2 separate regions of the Homo sapiens genome follow, and region 2 is linked to region 1. Evidence: read pairs that join two places in POLR2A ChIA-PET (ENCODE). Cell type or tissue: endothelial cell of umbilical vein. All regions are shown on one strand. Links, peaks and the distances in the headings refer to the core of each region. The heading gives the core; the rest is flanking DNA.

The links. Peaks named below come from ENCODE experiments on the same cell type or tissue, not always from the same donor. Only the 100,000 strongest peaks of a DNase experiment are listed, where the experiment ranks them.
Region 2: POLR2A ChIA-PET joins it to region 1 with 11 read pairs; 8 of 35 experiments call an interaction of 5 or more read pairs at or near these places.

What each region holds. Positions count from the first base shown.
Region 1 is chr16:70,568,565-70,578,697 of GRCh38, forward strand. SF3B3 (splicing factor 3b subunit 3) reads left to right here. Exons shown (of 26, transcript NM_012426.5): 23 at 479-577; 24 at 1,442-1,585; 25 at 2,531-2,635; 26 at 3,109-9,104. The coding sequence ends at 3,249. Among named protein-coding and RNA genes, the nearest start is that of SNORD111, 36 kb to the left of the region's middle. RefSeq lists an enhancer at 7,108-7,177. In endothelial cell of umbilical vein, for the core only: no CTCF peak of the experiment used is centred there; DNase peaks (open chromatin) are centred at 3,887 and 5,357; H3K27ac peaks cover 3,797 bases.
Region 2 is chr16:70,629,579-70,639,711 of GRCh38, forward strand. It overlaps a transcript of IL34 not described here. Among named protein-coding and RNA genes, the nearest start is that of IL34, 12 kb to the right of the region's middle. In endothelial cell of umbilical vein, for the core only: no CTCF peak of the experiment used is centred there; a DNase peak (open chromatin) is centred at 6,023; H3K27ac peaks cover 1,848 bases.

The DNA of each region.
Region 1 (10,133 bases), core at 3,420-7,419:
GCCAAGGAGGAATCAAATCTGAGAAGTAAAAATGGATATAAAATTCCATCCTACTAAAGCTAACTCTACAAGCAATCTGTTCTTTAAGCCTTCTTACTAGTCTTTTGGATTTTTCTCTGTGGTTTATCTCCCTCCTCCCTATTGAACGTGATTTAATGATAGGTTTAGTTTGAGCTAATGGCTAATATTTCTTTTTACATTTTATAAGAACTTTGGAATGTCTGTTATCTATGTTGTGTGGTTTTGGTTTTACCCTTAGCTGTGTTAAACTCTTGCTCATGGGTCGATTCTTTTGAGTTTCTTGCTCCTCAGACACAGCTCCTGCCCACCAGAGCAGGTGCAGGACACGTGGGCTCAGGCCTCTGTCTAGGCAGTGCCCCTGTGGCTGACTTGCAAAGACCTGGCCAGACCTGTTGCTTGGTGACTCAGGTGAGCAGGTCCGGGCCCCAGCAGTGTGACTTGTGTCACTTCCTTGTAGGTGAGGCTCCCACCTAACACCAATGATGAAGTAGATGAGGATCCTACAGGAAACAAAGCCCTGTGGGACCGTGGCTTGCTCAATGGGGCCTCCCAGAAGGTAAGATTGCAGAATGGGCCCCAGGGAGAACACTGCTTAGCACTTTTCCTGTTGCCCTCACTGAAGAAATTGCCTTTGGTGAATTATTCATAGTGCACACGACTGTGCTGAGTGCTGTCCGTCCACAGTCCTTTCTTACCAATCTGCAAAAAATCTCCTTGGAGAGTAGCGAGTTTCTTAGAGAGAGTCCATTCCCAGTCCTCTGCTCTGAGGTGTGTCCTGGGCTTTACTTTCTCCTGTAGGCATGTGCTGCTTTAATAGAGCATCTCTGGACTTTCGGGCAAATCTATTTTAGAAGACAAGCCTAGTGATTGCTGTTTTCTATAATTTTCTTTGTGTTTTCCTTTTTTATGGCAAGCTTGATAAATTTAACAAAATGATTCTTATCGTAAGAAATGATGAACAGTAACTTTAGCATGTTTTATGAGGCATTAAGCTTTAAGTAAATGTGAGAATTTTAAAATATTTGTAGGGTTTAATAATTTTTGGATTTATTGTTTGTTTTTGAGACAAGGTCTCACTCAGTCGCCCGGGCTGGAGTGTGGTGGTACAATCACAGATCACTGCAGCTTCCACCTCCTGGGCTCAAGTGATCCTTCCCACTCAGCCTCCTGAGTAGCTGAGACTATAGTACATGCCACCAAACCTGGCAGATTTTGTGGGTATGGGTATACGAGACCTCACTGTGTTGCCCAGGCTGGTCTTGAAATCCTGGGCTCAAGCAATCCTCCCACGTTGGCCTCTATAATAATTTTTGGATGTTAATAGATGATGAAATGTGCCTTAGGGAGCACTGCTTGCCCTTGGGAGTCCAGGGAGGCTCCTGAGGGTGCACACAGTCACTAGTCTGTTTGTGACTCACAGGCAGAGGTGATCATGAACTACCATGTCGGGGAGACGGTGCTGTCCTTGCAGAAGACCACGCTGATCCCTGGAGGCTCAGAATCACTTGTCTATACCACCTTGTCTGGAGGAATTGGCATCCTTGTGCCATTCACGTCCCATGAGGTGAGAGCGCCCACATTACTCTGGCCTTGACTTTTAAGGTTGTTTCTTGGTGCTGGATCTACCTAAGAGGTCAAATTCATTTGTCCCCACATATAATTAATAATGTTCTGGGAATTATAAAGTGACAGAAGTACTTGGGGAGATAGGAATCTTGATTCTCCCGCACCCAGGGAAGGCCATTTGGTTTTTTTTTTTTTTTTTGCGACGGAGTCTCACTGTTACCCGGGCTGGAGTGCAGTGGCGCAATCTCAGCTCATTGCAAACTCCACCTCCCAGGTTCACGCCATTCTCCTGCCTCAGCCTCCCAAGTAGCTGGGAATACAGGCGCCCGCCACCATGCCCGGCTAATTTTTTGTATTTTTAATAGAGATGGGGTTTCACCGTGTTAGCCAGGGTGGTCTCGATCTCTTGACCTTGTGATCCGCCTGCCTCAGCCTCCCAAAGTGCTGGGATTACAGGCGTGAGCCACCCGCGCCCGGCCAGGCCGTTTGTTTTTATAGTGTCCCAGGGTTTGCTTCAGTCTGATGCGAGTTTACAAGGTTAGCCTGAGCCCAGAGCTTTAGAACTGGACTCCACAGACTAGGATTGCCAGGATTGATGGGATGATCCCTCCTGGGGCACACACTGCCATATGGAATCAACTCTAGGTTTGCCAGAGTTTGGCATGTTTTATTCCAGCCAAGGAAGCTGGGATCAGGAATCTGACCTCACAAACCATTCTTTATGTGTGGCATTCTCTCTTGCACTGCAGACAACATGTGGTCTCCTTTTGGGGTTTAACTATCGTGTTGTAGCAGAAAAACCTGTGATTATCAGAAAGTGATTAGATATTTCCCGTGTGTTTGTGTAGTAAAAATGAATGGCTTGTCTGTTCGTTGTGCTTGTGGAAACTCTAGACTAGTTGAAATCACTTCTCAGTGACAGATTTTTTGTTTCTTCTGCCAGGACCATGACTTCTTCCAGCATGTGGAAATGCACCTGCGGTCTGAACATCCCCCTCTCTGTGGGCGGGACCACCTCAGCTTTCGCTCCTACTACTTCCCTGTGAAGGTAGGTTGGGGGAATCTGAGCTGAAAAGGGAGATCTGAGAAAGGAGCAGCACAGGGAGTGGATTGATGGGAATAGTACCAGGGAGGGTGCTCCCCTCAGGGCAGACCACAGCCAGAGCAAAGGCTTCACCTGCTTCTGCCAATCTGAACTCTGAGTACCAAGAGTCAACTTAAGATAGTGTTCCTGGATCTACAAGTGGGGTTCAAGTATCGAGTGGAGAATAAAAAGTTTTCCCGGTCTGGGCGTGGTGGCACACATTTGTGGTCCCAGCCAATCGGGAGGCTGAGCCCCAGATTTTGAGAGTGCAGTGAGCTAAGATTATCCCACTGCACTGCAACCCGGATGATAGGGTGAGACCCTGTCTCAAAAACTAAAAAATAAAAACAGCTTTCCCTACAAGTGCTGCTTTAGCATGTGCCATTTTCTTTGGGCATCTCACCATTTTTTTTCTTTCTGCTTTCTCCATATCTTAGAATGTGATTGATGGAGACCTCTGTGAGCAGTTCAATTCCATGGAACCCAACAAACAAAAGAACGTCTCTGAAGAACTGGACCGAACCCCACCCGAAGTGTCCAAGAAACTCGAGGATATCCGGACCCGCTACGCCTTCTGAGCCCTCCTTTCCCGGTGGGGCTTGCCAGAGACTGTGTGTTTTGTTTCCCCCACCACCATCACTGCCACCTGGCTTCTGCCATGTGGCAGGAGGGTGACTGGATAATTAAGACTGCATTATGAAAGTCAACAGCTCTTTCCCCTCAGCTCTTCTCCTGGAATGACTGGCTTCCCCTCAAATTGGCACTGAGATTTGCTACACTTCTCCCCACCTGGTACATGATACATGACCCCAGGTTCCAGTGTAGAACCTGAGTCCCCCATTCCCCAAAGCCATCCCTGCATTGATATGTCTTGACTCTCCTGTCTACTTTTGCACACACCCTTAATTTTTAATTGGTTTTCTTGTAAATACAGTTTTGTACAATGTTATCTCTGTGGGAGGAAGGAGGCAGGCTGTGGTGGGACTGGGTAGGGTATAGTATCACTCCTGAGTTCCACTGCTCTAGAATCTAACCAGAAATAGAAACCTAGTTTTTAAGGTGACTGGCATCCATGTGTCTTGTTCTGGAGATGAGGATGTAGGTGGGAGGTTTGAACCCAAGTTAGAGCAGGAAGAACTGAGTAGACTCCTTCCTTCCAGATACCGACTTGGACTTGCGGCACTCTGTGGCTCCCCACCCCCAGGTCTGTGGTGGTTTCTTTGTTTTTTCCTGGTTCTTTTTGCTGTGCTGATGAAACATGACCTCAATAACCATGTGTATACCCACCCCTCTTCCCACTGGGTATTGAGGAAGGGTGGCTGATTCTTCCTCCTCTTCTACTCTGAGGATGTTAGTATGGGGATTTTAGCATGAATTCTAGCTGGGGAGTCTTAACAGATGCCCCTTTTACTGATACAGCACCTAAAGCGATCTTTGGCTCCATAGGACCATAGGAAGGGTCAGTACAGAAGAACCTAGATACTGCCCTGCCCCTGAGAACTGTGTATATGTGGGGCCTGTCTGCAGCACCCATCTCAGGTGGGTTCCAGAGGGCCTTTAGGGTATAATGAGAGCCTGTTAGGTGGAAGAGGCCCAGTTCCAGAAATGTTCCAGCCCACCCCTGAGAATTCCTCCTGTTTAGTTGTGTGGGAAGCCCTCGTCTTCCAGGCTGTCCTTGCGCCTTGAACCTGGAGAAGTGAGCTCACTGTTCTCAATACTTCACAAATGTAAAACTTTCTTTCGTCTGCATGTGCTCAGCCATCTAAATTGAGCAAATGATCTGGTGAGCACTGGGTTAGAATCAGGAATGGTGGAATACAATCTGAACCTCTCAGAGCCCAGAACAGAGGGTTCCTGACACTGTGACACTGTCTCCTGGAACTAAGTATCTCTTGAATCATGACTTGGTTTTAGATCAGTCAAGAGAGACCCAGGTTTTGCCAGGAATCGAATCCCTAAATAACATGTTTTTTTCTCACTTAGCTCATGAATTTGCATAGTAGACAGTAGTTCTGAATTAGATTTTGAAAACCTAATTTCAGGGCTCATTTTTTCCTGTGGCCCTAAATCCATTCTATCAAATTGTGTGATACTGACATGCAGTCATCTGAGGAACTCAGCGTAGATACTTGAGCAGCTCCTCGCCTCTTTTCTAACTCAAGTTTGACTAAAATACATACACTCCGTACAGAAGGTAGGGGGTTATGTAAGAAAGGAAAACCTAATCTATGGAATCAGGAGTTGTCACCACCGAGCTTCCTCTGGAAGTCTGCCCATCAGCTTGCTTGTTCTCTGTTAAGAGGAAGGGCTAGGACAAGGATTTGGGCTTGAATATGTGGAAAGGAATTTTCATAGTTGTTGCTGCAGGACCTACAAAAGTTTAAAATTAGATTGGATGTGACTCAATGACAAGTCCCATCTGTGTAATTGTTAAGGGGACCTGATTGACTCCTGTGGTTTGATTGAGCAACCAGGTAAATAGAGACCTCTCTCCAGCTTTGGCAAAACCCATCAGAGGCTGCTGCAGAACTCAGACAGAGGGATCTGCCCTTGGGTTTGCTTCCATCCTGTTCCATTGCTAAGCCCTTGTGACTTGGATCCTAGGACTGAAAAGTTTTTAGCTGCCTCAGCTTTCCCCTGACCTTACTGGCAGAGGTTCTGCAGATGTTTCCTTTGGAAGATCTCTTGCCAAGAATAGCATTCCTTTGGAGGAGGGGGGTTCTAGTTGGAATGTTGCTTTTCTTGGTTAGTGTAAATGTATTGCTAGTGAGACAGCTGCCGGCGCTGGAAAAGGCTCGTCTCACAGGGAGAGTGCTGGTCCCCAGAATGTGTGCTGTTCCCACGCTGCTGCCTTTCTTGAGCTTGTTAGAGGAAAGCCAGAAAGGCATTCAGATGGGATCAGTCTGGCTTTCAAATTTTTTTTAATTCCTAAGTTCTGTTTTATTTTTTAATTTTTTAAAAAAAATTTTATTAGAGACAGTCTCTCTCTCTTGCCTAGCTGGGAGTGCAGTGGAGTGATCATAGCTCACTGAGGCTTGAACTCCTGGGCTCGAGCAATCCACCTCAGCCTCCAGAGTAGGGGAGACTACAGATGTGTGCCACCATACTCAGCTAATTTTTAAACTTTTGTAGAGACAGGGTCTCCCTGTGTTGCCCAGGCTGGCCTCGAACTCCTGACCTCAAAAAATCTTCCTGCCTTGGCCTCCCAAAGCACTGGGATTATAGGTGTGAGCCATTGCGCCTGGTCATAAATTCTTGTTTTTTTGTTTGTTTGTTTATTAGAGATGGAATCTCTCTCTCTTGACCAGGCTAGAGGGCTGTGGTGCGATCTCAGCCCACTGCAACCTCTATCTCCTGAGCTCAAGCGATCCTCCTTAGCTTCCCAAATAGCTGGAACTACAGGCATGTGCCATCACGTCCAGCTAATTTTTGTATTTTTAGTAGAGAAGGTTTTACCATGTTGGACAGGGTGGTCTCGAACTCCTGGCCTAAAGTGGTCCACCTAGCTCAGCCTACCAAAGTGCTGTGATTACAGGCGTGAGCCACCATGCCCAGCCTCTAAATTCTGTTTTCTATTCAAAGTAAAAATGACATGTGTTTGAGTCATCCACTTGCTCATTTGCATATGGAATATTGTATGTGAATATTTTATTACACCCTTAAAATTAATTTTCAAGGGCTATATGTAGAGCTCAGAAGAAACATCTCTGCTGCTGAAATCAAACCTGGTCCAAAAAACGTCACAACGGAGGAAAGGAATAGATGGCTCTCGAGGACAAGATAGGGACTCTTAAAACACCTGCTTGGCCATGGTTGATTGACATTTGAGTGATCTGGTAGCCCAACACACCCTGTGAAGTTCAGGTGAACTGAAATGGGCAGGTGTAGGCTACACACCAGTCTGAACCAGCACAACCAAGAGTTGTTTCTCTTTTTTTTCTTTTTCTTTTTCTTTTTTTTCTTTTTTTTTTTTTTTTTTTTGAGATGAAGTCTTACTCTGTTGCCCAGGCTAGAGTACAGAGGCACAATCTCGGCTCACCACAGCCTCCGCCTCCTGGGTTCAAGCAATTCTCCTGCCTCAGCCTCCCAAGTAGCTGGGACTACAGGCATGCACCACCATGCCTGGCTAATTTTTGTATTTTTAGTAGAGATGGGGTTTCACCATGTTGGCCAGGCTGGTTTCGAACTCGTGACCTCAGGTGATCCACCCACCTTGGTCTCCCAAAGCGCTGGGATTACAGGCGTGAGCCACTGCACTTGGCCAGGAGCTGTTTAAGCCATCAGGAGACATGCTGACCCACTAGAAGAGGCTGCTACGCTCATTTCTTCCACAAACGTTTACTGGGCACCTACCATGAACCACCACCTCCCAGCTCTGTTCTGCACCCAGAGGTTGGAGGAGAGTTTATAACCAGGCAGTCTCTGTCGCTGTGAGGTTGGTGGTGAGGTGAGTCTGCCAGAGGGCCTGCCACCAGTTTCAGAAGAGCCTGCAGCCTGCATCTGATTTCCTCAGCCACAACCTTGGGACTTCAGGAAAAATCAGAAGGTCCCAAGTCTGAAAAATGAAGAGGTGGGGAGTGGGCAGCAGGGGTTTTAGGTCAGGAAATGGTAGGAAACCTGTAGTTGTGGCTCATAATCCTAGTGGGATATTAGAACCCTCTTCATTTGTCAGAACAGATTCCTGGGGTCTGCTCCCAATTATTCACACGGTGGTTCATGCCTGGTAATCCCAGCACTTTGGGCGGCCAGAGGCAGGCAGATTGCTTGAGCCCAGAAGTTTAAGACCAGCCTAGGAAACAGACCCCATCTCTACAAAAAATTCAAAAAGCCGGGCGTGAAGCCCTGTTTTTTTTTTTTTAAAAAAAGAGTCTGCTGGTGATGTCTGGGCATGTGTCTGCTTCACAGTCCAGTGTTATGATCAGTAGCTGTGATGGACAATGAACATTGCTGCTTGTTCAAAATGAAGAAAAAAAATATCAAAGAAAACCAGGTTTGGAAGTTTCAGATTTGGAAAAGGAGCTGGGCCAGCCCATCTGGAATAGCTGAGGGGCCCTGTTAGCCCCACCCTACCCCACCCCACCCCCGTATGCAGCATCTCTGGCGGTGCCCAGAGGCAAGCCCCCTTCAGTTTCCCACCTCTCACTCTGCCTTCCAGAGCCTAGTCAAGTTTTAAATTCCCAGGTCCACTCAGCAGAACTTGCTCCCTTCTCTGACTGCAGTCTCATAATGAAAGGAGAGGTGCTTTCAGTTGGGTCATTTGGTAGCGTTTAGGCTTAGAAGTTACTAATTTGGAGCCGTGAGTATATGTGTATAAGCTAGTAACACGTGATGGTCAAGGGAAGTACTACCATTTCCTGTGGGTTATTAGGGCCTCCAGCTGTTATGAGGACACACTGGGGAATCTCAGCTTTAGGGAGTCGATGATGTAACTGGAGAAAGGCAATGCTGCCCTCATAAAGCAATCAGAAACGAGATTCCACCTGCCAAATGCCAAGAGGCAGCAAAGTCCATGAAGAGAGCACTGTATACAGTCAGATGACCTGGGCTCACTAGCCTCTAAGCATAGTCTTGGTTTCCTGCCTGTAAATTGGTAGAATAAGACTGATTTACTGGGCCTGGCATGGTGGCTCACACCTGTAATCCCAGCACTTTGAGAGGCTGAGGCAGGAGGATCCCTTGAGCCCAGGAGTTTGAGACCAGCCTGGGCAACATGACAAAACCCCATCTCTCCAAAAATACAAAAATTAGCCAGGCATGGTGGTGCACACTTGTAGTCCCAGTAATTAGGGGGCTGAGACAGGAGGATCACTTCAGCCTATGAGTTTGAGGCTGCAGTGAGCTGTGATTGCGCCACTACACTCCAGCCTGGATGACAGGACGAAACCTGTCTCAAAAACACCAAAAAACAAAAACCGGTCTCCTGGGGTCATGGTAGCACAAACGCACATGACTGAGTGCTCAGGGGTTCTGAGGCTTGTCCGCTGACCTGGGGCTCTGGCCCTGGGAGATCTGGGGGACCTGCTGTCCTATATGTGATGCTTTGAAAGAAAGGGGCATCATTCCAAGCCAAGAGGCCCCAGAGAGGGCACCGTGCGGTGTTCAGGCTTCTGTGAGGCCCCAGTGAGATCCTGTGGCTGTGCCCCCATCACCTCCACCCACTCTGCCCTCCCACTAGCTGCCCAACGGATGAATCAACGCCTTGGCAGAGTTTTCCAGCAGGGCCTTGCAGAGAGTGTGTGTGACCTGTGTGGCCACTGCCTTGGGGACGGGTGAGGAGTTAGCCTGGAACATTCCAGCGTGGGCATTATTGTCCTGTTGCAAGTTCAGGGCAAAACCAGGAATCCAGTTTTGTCGATCCAATTGAGAAAACATTTCATGAACAACTACTTGTGGCATGCATTGGCACTCGGAATAAAGCGCACTATTGTCACTAGGTTGGCATTTCTTTTTCTTCTTTTTTTTGTTTTTTTATTTTTGAGACCGAGTCTCACTCTGTCGCTCAGGGTGGAGTGCAGTGATCTTGGTTCACTGCAACCTCTGCCTGCTGGGTTCAAGCAATTCTCCTGCCTCAGCCTCCCGAGTAGCTGGGATTACAGGCGCCTGCCACCACGCCCGGCTAATTTTTGTATTTTTAGTAGAGATGGGGTTTCACCATGTTGGCCAGGCTGGTCTCGAACTCCTGATCTCAGGTGATCCGCCTGCCTTGGCCTCCCAAAGTGCTGGGATTACAGGCGTGAGCCACCGCATCCAGCAAGGTCAGCACTCCAGACTAGGTTGGCTGTGGAAGACTGGGTGTTAATAAGGGGTTCCTAAATCCAGGATTCTGTGCTCACATTCAGTGAAACACTACAGACTCCCCTCTTGGATAGTTTGAGGCTTTGAACACAGCCGTTCTCCTATCCTCCCCCACTGGCCCATCCCTAATGAATCCAAATGCAGTCTAGTAAAATCAGGAAGCCTGCTATGAAAACTTGACAGAGATATTGAAGATGCCCCTGCAGTTGCCCACTCTGACCCAGGTGAAGGGAGAATGGCTGTACCTTTGGTGATGGTGCTGAGGGAAAGGACCTCAACTCCCGTAAGTGCTGGGTCTGAGGCCACGTGTTACACCAGGACAGGTCCTGTGTCCCTCAGGAAAACCTGGCTTTGGGGTCAGACCTCAGTAACCAGCTGGGGAATCTTAGGTAAGATTCTCTCTCTCTCTCTCTCAATCTCTCTTTTTTTTTTTTTTTTTCTAAGAAAAGAGACAGGGTCTTGCTCTGTCATCCAGGCTGGAGTGCAGTGGCTTGGTCATAGCTTAGTGCAGCCTCGACCTCCAGGGCTCAAGTGATCCTCCTGCCTCAGCCTCCCGAGTAGTTATAACTACAGGCATGAGCTACCATGATGCCTGGCTAATTTTTAATTATTTATTTATTTGCAGAGATGGGGGTCTTTCTATGTTGCGCAGGCTGGTCTCTAACTC
Region 2 (10,133 bases), core at 3,642-7,641, 61 kb after region 1:
CGAATACAATGTAGATACTGTATAAATAGTTGTTATACTATATTGTTTGGGGAGTAATGACAAGAAAAATGTCTGTACATGTTCAGTACAGAAACAATCATTGTAGACCTCACTACATTTTTTTCTTTTTTTTTTTAATTTGAAATGTTTGTGCGTACATAGTAGATATATATATTTATGGGGTACATGAGATATTTTGATACGGGAATTCAATGCTTAATAATCACATGAGTGTACATGGGGTCTCCATTTTCTCAAGCATTTTTATCTTTTGTGTTATGATTCAGTTATACTGTTTCAGTAATTAAAAAATGTACAATTACATTATTGACTCTAGTCACCCTGTTGTGTTATCAAATACTAGCTCTTATTCATTCTGTCTATGTTTTTGTACCAACCAACCATCATTTCCACTTCCTCCCACCCAGCAACAATTCTTCCAGCCTCTGGTAACTGTCCTTCTACTCTCTATCTCCATGAGTTTGTTTTAATTTTTAGCACCCACATACAAGTGAAAATATGTAATGTTTATCTTTCTGTGCCTGGCTTATTTCACTTAACATAATGATGAACTCATGTGGTTACAAATGACAGGATCTCATTCTTTTAATGGCTGAATAGTACTCCATTCTGTATATGTTCTACATTTTCTTTCCTTCTTTCTTTTTAATTTTTTTTGGAGATGGAGTCTCTCTGTCGCACAGGCTGGAATGCACTGACGTGATCTCTGCTTATTGCAACATTTGCCTCCCCAGCGATTCTCCTGCCTCAACCTCCCGAGTAGCTGGGATTACAGGTGTGCACCACCATGCCTGGCTAAGTTTTGTATTTTTAGTAGAGACGAGGTTTCACCATGTTGGGCAGGCTGGTCTCGAATTCCTGACCTCAGGTGATCTGCCAGCGTCGGCCTCCCAAAGTGCTGGGATTACAGGAATGAACCACTGCGCCTGGCCCCTCCCTTCCCCTCCTCTCCCCTCCCCTCTCCTCTCCTCTTCTTTCTTTTTTCTTTTTTTTTTCTGAGGTAGGGTCTCATTCTGTCACCCAGGCATGATCAGTGCAATCATGGCTCACTGCAACCTCAGTCTCCCAGGCTCAATTGATCCTCCTACCTCAGCTTCCCAAGTAGCTGTGACTACAGGCACACCACCATGCCTGGCTAATTTTTATATTTTTTTGTAGAGACGGGGTTTCGCCATGTTGCCCAGGCTGGCCTCAAACTCCTGGGTTCAAGTGATCCTCTGGTCTCAGTTTTCCAAAGTGTTGAGATTATAGGAGTGAGCCACCAAGCTCGGGTCACATTTTCTTTATTCATCTGCTGATGGGCACTCAGTTTGCTTCCAAATCTTGGCTATTGTGAATAGTGCTGCAATAAACATGGGAGTGCCGATATGTCTTCAATATACTGATTTCCTTTCTTTTGGGTATATACCTGGCAGTGAAGTTGCTGGATCATATGGTAGCCTAAACTACATTTTCAATTTGTGGTTGGTTGAAACTGAAGATGCAAAATCCATGGACGCAGAAGACTGACTGTGTTATGTTATATTAAGAAGTTTCCTTATATTGAACCATCCTTGCACTCTTGGAATAAAGTCTCTTTGGTTTTTCCAGTGTCTTGTGCCCCCAGCTGGAGAAGCTCCTTTGACTGAGCCAATAGCTACTGTGGACTGTTGTGGACATGGTCTGTGGACATGGACAGGGCCAGTACCCATAGGCCTAAGTCTCCTTTCCTGCAGTAAATTATTGGTTTGATTCTCTTCGAGAAACCCAGCTCAAAGTCCTTTCTGTTGTCAGGGAGAATAGAAATTGGGTTTTCCCATGGAGTTAGAAAAAACTACAGTCTTTTCCAATTTATTCTTGTTTTTATTAACTTTTAAAACAAAACAAAACATATTAAATGTTTTTTTAATATGTTAAAAACAAAACCAAAGAATCTTTATCCTGTTATACTCAGCTTTGTTTATATAATGTTTTGGAGGATGTCCCAATGACCTTTTAGAGTCTCTGGGCTGTTATAAAACTAAACTTGGGACTCACTTCCCTAGTTTTTCTCAAGAAGAGTGGAAAAATAAAAAAGTTAAAATAGTTTTGGCCAGTAACAAAGAAAAACCTTTAGGTTCTTGGTCACTGGAGAATATGGTACTTAATCCCTAGAAGCAGGTATACACTGGGCGGGATAGCCCAGTGGTTAAGACGGTCCCTGCTGTGCAGCTTACTGTTGTGTGTAACCTCAGACAAGTTACCTCATCCCTCTGGTCCTTCATTTCCTCATCAGTAAGAGAAGATAATAATATTGATCCCAGGAGTTCAAGACCAGCCTGGGTACCATGGCAAAACCCTGTCTCTACAAAAAAAAAATTATAATACAAAAAATTAGCTGAGTGTGCTGTTGTGTACCTGTAATCCCAGCTACTTGGGAGGCTGAGGTAGGAGGATTACCTGAGCCTGGGGAGGTCAAGGCTGCAGTGAGTGGAGATCGTGCCACTGCACTTCAGCCTGGGTGATAGAGTGAGACCCTGTCTCAAAAAAAAAAAAAAAAAAGAGAAGATAATAGTTCCCAACTCCAGCCTTGTTGGGAGGCAATTAGTTAATGCTTGAAAGTTCCTTGGGACATGGTAAGCACCAGTGAATATGGAGGAGCCTGTGGGGATGAGATCATGCTGTAGGGATTGGGCCAGGTGGTCTTAGCATTCAGCGGCCATTTCTGACCTTCGCTGACCCTAATCCTCATGCAGATATCTGCAGGGTGTGCTTAGACAAATGACGGGCCTGTTCTCAAGGTCTAGGCTTCTACCATGAAGCAAAATAATGAAGTTAAAAACAAAATCTCCTTTTGTAGGTGTTTAGCCTATAGGAACCAAAGGAATGGAGCTGAAGATTCCTTCAGGTGGGCATTTTGGGGAACACATCTGTGAATGAATGGGAAGAGGAGCTGGGCCAATGCTTTCGGCTCCTGACCAGGTGGTCCTGAGGGCTTAAACTCCAAGGAAGGGAGTGCTCTTATAAGCGGGCCAGTGGCTTTCCAATGGAGCATCTGCAAAGTGGGTCTCTGGGGTGGTGCTGCACAGAGACCATGTGGTGTTTGTGTTTGAGAGAGTGAAGGGGGTATTTTTGCTGTGGGCAGAAGGGACAGTTTTTTTGTGACAGATGAGCAAGAAGGGAGAGCTATGGGGAGGGATCTGTCTGATCAGTGGCCAAGTACTGCCTCTCAAGGTGAATTCAGAGTAGCATTGGGCTGGCCTTCTTTTGGGGGTTTTGTCTTATTTGATGAAGCACGAGCCAGGTTGGAGCCTTTGTCACCAGCTTGCTGTTTCCAACCAGCAATTTTCTATTGTTAAAATTGGAGTATAACTTACTTAAAATAAAATTCTTACTTAAAATGTGTCTTATCAGGACATATTTTTTTTTGAAACAGCGTCTCTGTCACCCATGCTGGGGTGCAGAGGCACAACCATGGCTCACTGCAGCCTCGACCTCCTGGGCTCAAGTGATCCTCCCACCTTAGCCTCCTTAGCAGCTGAGACCACAGGTGCATGCCACCATGCCTGGCTAATTTTTGTATTTTTAGTAGAGACAGGGTTTCGCCATGTTGCCCAGGCATGTCTCAAACTCCTGAGCTCAAGTGATCTGTCCTCCTTGGCTTCCCAAAGTGCTGGGATTACAAGTGCCCAGACTGATTTTTTTTTTTCTTTTAAGACAGGGTCTCACTCTGTTGCTCATGCTGGAGTGCAGTGACAGGATCATGGCTCACTGCAGCTTTGACCTCCCAGGCTAAAGCGATCCACCTGCCTCAGCCTCCTGAGTAGCTGGGACCACAGGTGAGCACCACCATGCCTGGCTAATTAAAAAAAATTATTATTTTTTTCTCTAGAGACGTGGTCTCCCTATGTTGCCCAGTCTGGTTTCAAACTTCAGACCTCAAATGATCCTCCAACCTCGGCCTCCCAAAGTGCTGGGATTCCAGGTGTGAACCATTGTGCCTGGCCAAAATACACAATCTTAAATGTTCAGGTGGGTGGTATAGTAGTTTCCCAGAGCTTCTGTAAGAAAGTACCATAATTGGTGGCTTAAAGCAACAGAAATGTATTCTGTCAAAGATCTGGAGGCTAGAAATCCAAGATCAAGGTGTTGGCAAGCCCATGATCTCTGTGAAGGCTTGAGGGGAGGATCTTTTCCTGTCTCTTCCCAGGTTCTGGTGTACAATTCCTGGTGCTGTGTGGCCTGTGGACCTCACTGCAGTTTCTCAATCATCACGTGGTCTTCTCCCTGAGTCTCTCTCTTTTTTTTTTTGAGACAGAGTCTCGCATTGTCGCCCAGGCTGGAGTGCGGTGGCGTGATCTTGGCTCACTGCAACCTCCGCCTCCTGGGTTCAAGCGATTCTGCTGCCTCAGCCTCCGGAGTAGCTGGAATTACAGGCGTGCACCACCACGCCCAGCTAATTTTTGTATTTTTAGTAGAGACGGGGTTTCACCATGTTGGCCAGGCTAGTCTCAAACACCTGACCTCAAGTGATCTGCCCGCCTCGGCCTCCCAAAATGCTGGGATTACAGGTGTGAGCCACCGTGCCCTGCAATCTCTCTCTTCTTATCAGGACACCAGTCATTGTATTGGGCCTACTAATCTGGTATGACCTCACTCTAATTTGACTAATGATGTATGCAAATACTCTGTTTCCAAACAAGGTCATATTCTGAGATTCCAGGTAAGATATGAACTGGGGGCAGGCAGCACTGTTCAACCCAGTACAGATATGTTTTATTGACAATTATATATACCCATGTGACCACCACTCTAACAAAGAAGAGATAGAACATTTCCAGGCTGGGCGCAGTGGCTCATGCCTGTAATCCCAGCACTTTGCGAGGCCAAGGCAGGCTGATCACCTGAGGTCAGGAGTTCGAGACCAGCCTGACCAACAAGGTGAAACCCCATCTCTACTAAAAATACAAAAATTAGCTGGGTGTGGTGGCACGTGCCTATAATCCCAGGTACTCAGGAGGCTGAGGCAGGAGAATTCCTTGAACCCAGGAGGCGGAGGTTGCAGTGAGCCGAGATCGTGTCACTGAACTCCAGCCTGGGCGACAGAGCGAGATTCCGAATCAAAAAAAAAAAAAAAAATTTCCAAAGTTCCCTAATGCCCCTTTCCAGTCAGATCCTTACCACCACCAGCCACCTGGGATAGCCACAGTTCTGATACCTATCACCATAGATTAGTTTATTGGCCTGTTCTTGCATTCAAATAGCTGGAATTATGTAGTGTGCACGCTTTTGTGTCTGGTTGCTTTTGCTCAAAATAATGTTTTTGAGATTCATCCATGTTGCTGCACAGATCAGCAGTTCCTTTTAATTTCAGAGTAATATTCCACTGTCTGATTATGGCACAGTTCATACGTCCAGTCTTCTGTTGGCAGATATTTGGATGGTTTTCAGTTTTAGAAGTGCCTATGATTCATAGTATGAATACAGCAGCAATAGGCATTCTTGGTCATTCGTCTTATGGCCATAGAGTTTGATTTTTCTAGGTTAAATTCTAGGAGTGGGATTGCTGGGTCAGAGTCTAGGTATGTGTTTAACTTTGTTAGAATCGCCAGTCTTCCAAAATGACAATCCCAGCTTATACTCTCAAGGGTAACGTGGAGGGCCCCATTACCATGCATCCTGAGAACTCAAACAGTGATTTTCTTGGCGACAGATATTTTCTTTGCTCCATAGAGGGGATAACCCCTCTGCAGAGGTTTCCATCACAGAGCTGTCAAGCTAAACACCCTCCAGCTGCTGCAGCCTACCCTGCTAGTTTTTGCTTTGTTTTCTTTTGTCTCCTGCTGCTCTCAGGAAGCACAAAGGCCTGTTGGAGGCCCTTTGTCTACTGTCCCAGTACCAGTGTGGATGCTCCACAGTCTGTTCTTGTGCTCTTGAGTCCCCTTGCTAGTCACAGGTCAGAGGTTGGAGGTCAGAGGTCAGAGGTCGGAAGCTGGAGTCCTTCAGCAGAACATCGGCAGCTTCCTTGAGCAGGAGCTGTTTCCAGTGTTCAAGGGTCCCATTGACTGGTCCCACGCTGGGTTTCTTTCTTGCCTTCTTTCACAATCAAGTAAGTATTTTGCTCACAGACCTCTATTGATAGTGCAAAAACAACAGCAAAAGGGGAAATGATTCAAATATAAAAGAAAAAGCCTACGTTTTTCCAAAACCCATTTTTTTACTATTAGTAATACGAGTGAGTAATTATAACAATAGCAAATACCAAGATAGCATGTACTGTATGCCAGCTCATGTTCTAAGTTTTCTGTATATAGAAATCCAGTAAATCCTTACATAGCCCTTTGAGGTCAGAATCTCATATCAAGCCCATTTTACAGATGGGGAGGCTGAGGCAAAAGAGGATCCTCACCTTGCCCAAGGCAAGGTGGAGTCAGAGTTTGAACCCAAAAGGTGTAGCTTCAGGGTCTGTATCTTTTTTTTTTTTTTTTAATTTTTATTTTTGAGACAGTCTCGCTCTGTTGCCCAGGTTGGAGTGCAGTGGCATGATCTCAACTCAATGTAGCCTTCACCTCCCAGGTTCAAGTAATTCTCTTGCCTCAGCCTCCTGAGTAGCTGGGATTACAGGTGTGTGCCACCACGCCCAGCTAATTTTTGTGTTCTTAGTAGAGACAGAGTTTCTCCATATTGAGGCTGGTGTCAAACACCTGGCCTCAAGTGATCCCCCTGCCTCAGCCTCCCAAAGTGCTGGGATTACAGGTGTGAGCCACTGTGCCAGGCCCAGGGTCTGTATTTTATACCTGCATGTTTTCCTTTGGTTCATTTACAGTCTAGAAACTTAACCACATTTATTTAAAAAGGAAACTTTGTATCACTAGCATAAATGGAAGATCCACATTGCTTGACATAGATAGTAACTGTAAAAAATGAATACTCTGACATAGTGTCGTGGCTCATGCCTACAATCCCAGCACTTGGGGAGGCTGAGACCAGGAGCTTGAGACCAGCCTGGACAACATAGCAAACCCTGTCACACACACACACACACACACACACACACACACACACACACACAAAATTAGCTGGGCATGATTGAGTGTACCTGTGGTCCTAGCAGTGTGGGAGGATGCCTTGAGCCCAGGAGTTCGAGGCTGCAGTGAGCCTGATTGTGCCACTGCACTCCAGCCTTGGCAACAGAGAGAAACCCTGTCTCAAACAAACAAAACAAAACAAAACAAAAAACAAAACAAAACAGAATGAAGAAGAATACTCTAATATAACAACATAACATGATTCTAAATAGCACCTATTGCCCCTTCCCTATTTTATTTTATTTTTTTTTTGAGACGGGGTTTCGTTCTGTCGCCCAGGTTGGAGTACAGTGGCGTAATCTCGGCTCACTGCAAGTTCCGCCTCCCAGGTTCATGCCATTCTCCTGCCTCAGCCTCCCCAGTAGCTGGGACTACAGGCTAATTTTTTGTATTTTTAGTAGAGACGGGGTTTTACTGTGTTAGCCAGGATGGTCTCGATCTCCTGACCTCGTGATCTGCCTGCCTCGGCCTCTCAAAGTGCTGGGATTACAGGTGTGAGCTGCCGTGCCTGGCCGCCCCTTCCCCATTTTTAATTTTTTCAGTTTATTTTTTCTTTTTGCCTCTAGCTTTGCATGGATGATCCTTCCCCATTTTTTAAAGCAGTTTGTGCTTTTGGTGTCATATATAAGAATCAAATCAAAGTTACCAAGATTTTGTCCTAGAAGTTTTAGGTTTTACAATTAATTCTATGGTCCATGTCAAGTTAATTTCTTTTTATTATTTATTTTTTGAGATGATTTTCTTGTTTCCCAGGCTGGAATGGTGTGATCTCAGCTCACTGCAACCTCTGCCTCTCGGGTTCAAGTAATTCTCCTGCCTCAGCCTCCCCAGCTGGGATTACAGGCATACACCATCAGGCCCGGCTAATTTTATATTTTAGTAGAGACGGGGTTTTACCATGTTGGCCAGGCAGGTCTCAAACTCCTGACCTCAGATGATCTGCCCCCCCTCGACCTCCCAAAATGCTGGGATCACAGGTGTGAGCCACCGCGCCTGGCCAAGTTAATTTCTATATGTGGTATGAGATAAGGGTTGAGTTTAATTTTTTATATACATATATAAGGATGTCAGATAGTTTCCCCAGTGTTGATTGAAGAGACTTCTTTCCTCTGTCTTCTTTGAATCTGACTTTTTTCAGAGACTGGGAGGTTTGATTCTCATAGTTGCTGCAAGGATAAAAAGGTATAATTATTTTGCTATGCTCTATTTAAAGCAATCGGCACATGGTCAGCACTCAGTATATACCAGTTCTCAGATTTTGCTAACTGCTTTTCTGTGGTTTGACATTTAGGTGGTTTCCAGGTTTTTTTGTTTTGTTTTGTTTTGTTTTTTGCTTCAAGTGTAAACAGCAGTGCAATGGATATCCCAGGCATTCAGCTTTGTTGTCTTCTTTAAAATTATTTTAGAGTATATTTCTGGGTCTTTCTCCATACTACAAATCAGTGTAAAAAGTGGACCCATGCACTCTGCCAGAAGCCATGGGCTGCTTTTGAATTAGCCCTGCTTCCAACCAGAGGGAGCTCTCTGGGAGGTTTAAAAACTGGAATCAGACTGGGCGCGATGGCTCATGCCTGTAACCCCAGCACTTTGGGAGGCCAAGGTAGGAGGACCACTTGAGCCTGGGAGTTCAAGACCAGCCTGGGCAACTTAGCAAGACCTTGTCTCTACAAAAGAACTGTAAAACTTAGCTAGGCATGGTGGTGCACACCTATAGTCCCAGCAACTTGGGAGACCGAGGCAGAAGGATCTTGAGCCCAGGAGTTTGAGGCAACAGAGTGAAGATCCTATCAAAAAAAAAAATAAAGAAAAAAGAAAAAAAGAAAAGAACTGGAGTCATCCCCTTCCCTGGGGAAACTTTCCTGCCTTCTGACCCCCCCACTCTCTCTCTGGTCCCCTGGTTGGTGGCTTCTTATCCTCCCAATATCTGCATATGCTTTCCCATGATATTTTATACTTATTTATTATTTTTTTGAGACAAGGCCTTTCTCTGTCACCCGGGCTGGTCTTTCTGTGTCAGCCACGGCTCACTGCAGCTTGGACCTCCCGGGGTCAAGCCTCTTGAGTACCTGGGACTGTGGGTATGCCACCACATCTAGCTAATTAAAAAAAAATTATTTGTAGAGATTAGGTCTCTCTATGTTGCCCAGGCTGGTCTCATACTCCTGGGCTCAAGCGATCCTCTTGCCTCAGCCTCCGAAAATGCTGGAATTACAGGTGTGTGCCACCGCACCAGCCCAGTTTGTTTGTTTTTAAACAAATAAACTGGTTTAAGTAAAAAAAGTGAGTGAATGCAGGGAAATCTATCTCCATGTAGGTAGATCTGGTTCAGGGGTGTTGTGGTAGACACCTGGCTCTTAGTTAGGAAATGCTGACTAAGGCGTTGCCCTGTTTTGGTGATTCTGTGGCTTGTAAAGCTGGCATGGATTTTCATGTTTTATTTCACCTGAGAACACTCCAGCTTGGGAGATGCCCTTGGGATATGGTGTGGCACTGAGCTTTCCAGATGTGGTGACATTGATCACAGATAGGTGGCACCCACCAGAAATGTACAGCCCGGATCCAGGAGTGTATTTGATCAAATTCATTCAGATGTCTTTGGGTCATAATGGGAAAATGCACGTCCAGAACCCAGCCAATCTTGTTTGAGAAGCAGGCATTTGAAAACAAATTACACGGGCCTGGAGACTGTCTGATTTCAGGCAGAGGCCAGAAATAGGAGGAAAGCACAATATTGCGTTTATATCAGACATCTTGGCAAAGCTGTTGATCTGCTACTGCCTCTGCTTGCCTCATGGGGAAACGCTTGATCAGAAAGCGAGATGATGAATTAGAATATCACAATTAGCAGCCCTCAGTGAATTAATGGATCTAGGCATTAAGTGGCATTGCCTGCCAACATCAGCAAAGAGTGGAGTGCAGTTGTCACGTGCCTTCTGTTGAAAGAACACAGCACCGCTTGTATCGTGACGAAGGGCTTGAGCTTGACCCTGTTCCCACTGCAAACATGCAGAAAGACAAGACAGAGGAGTCCAGGCGTGGTGACTCACGCCTCTAATCCCAGCACTT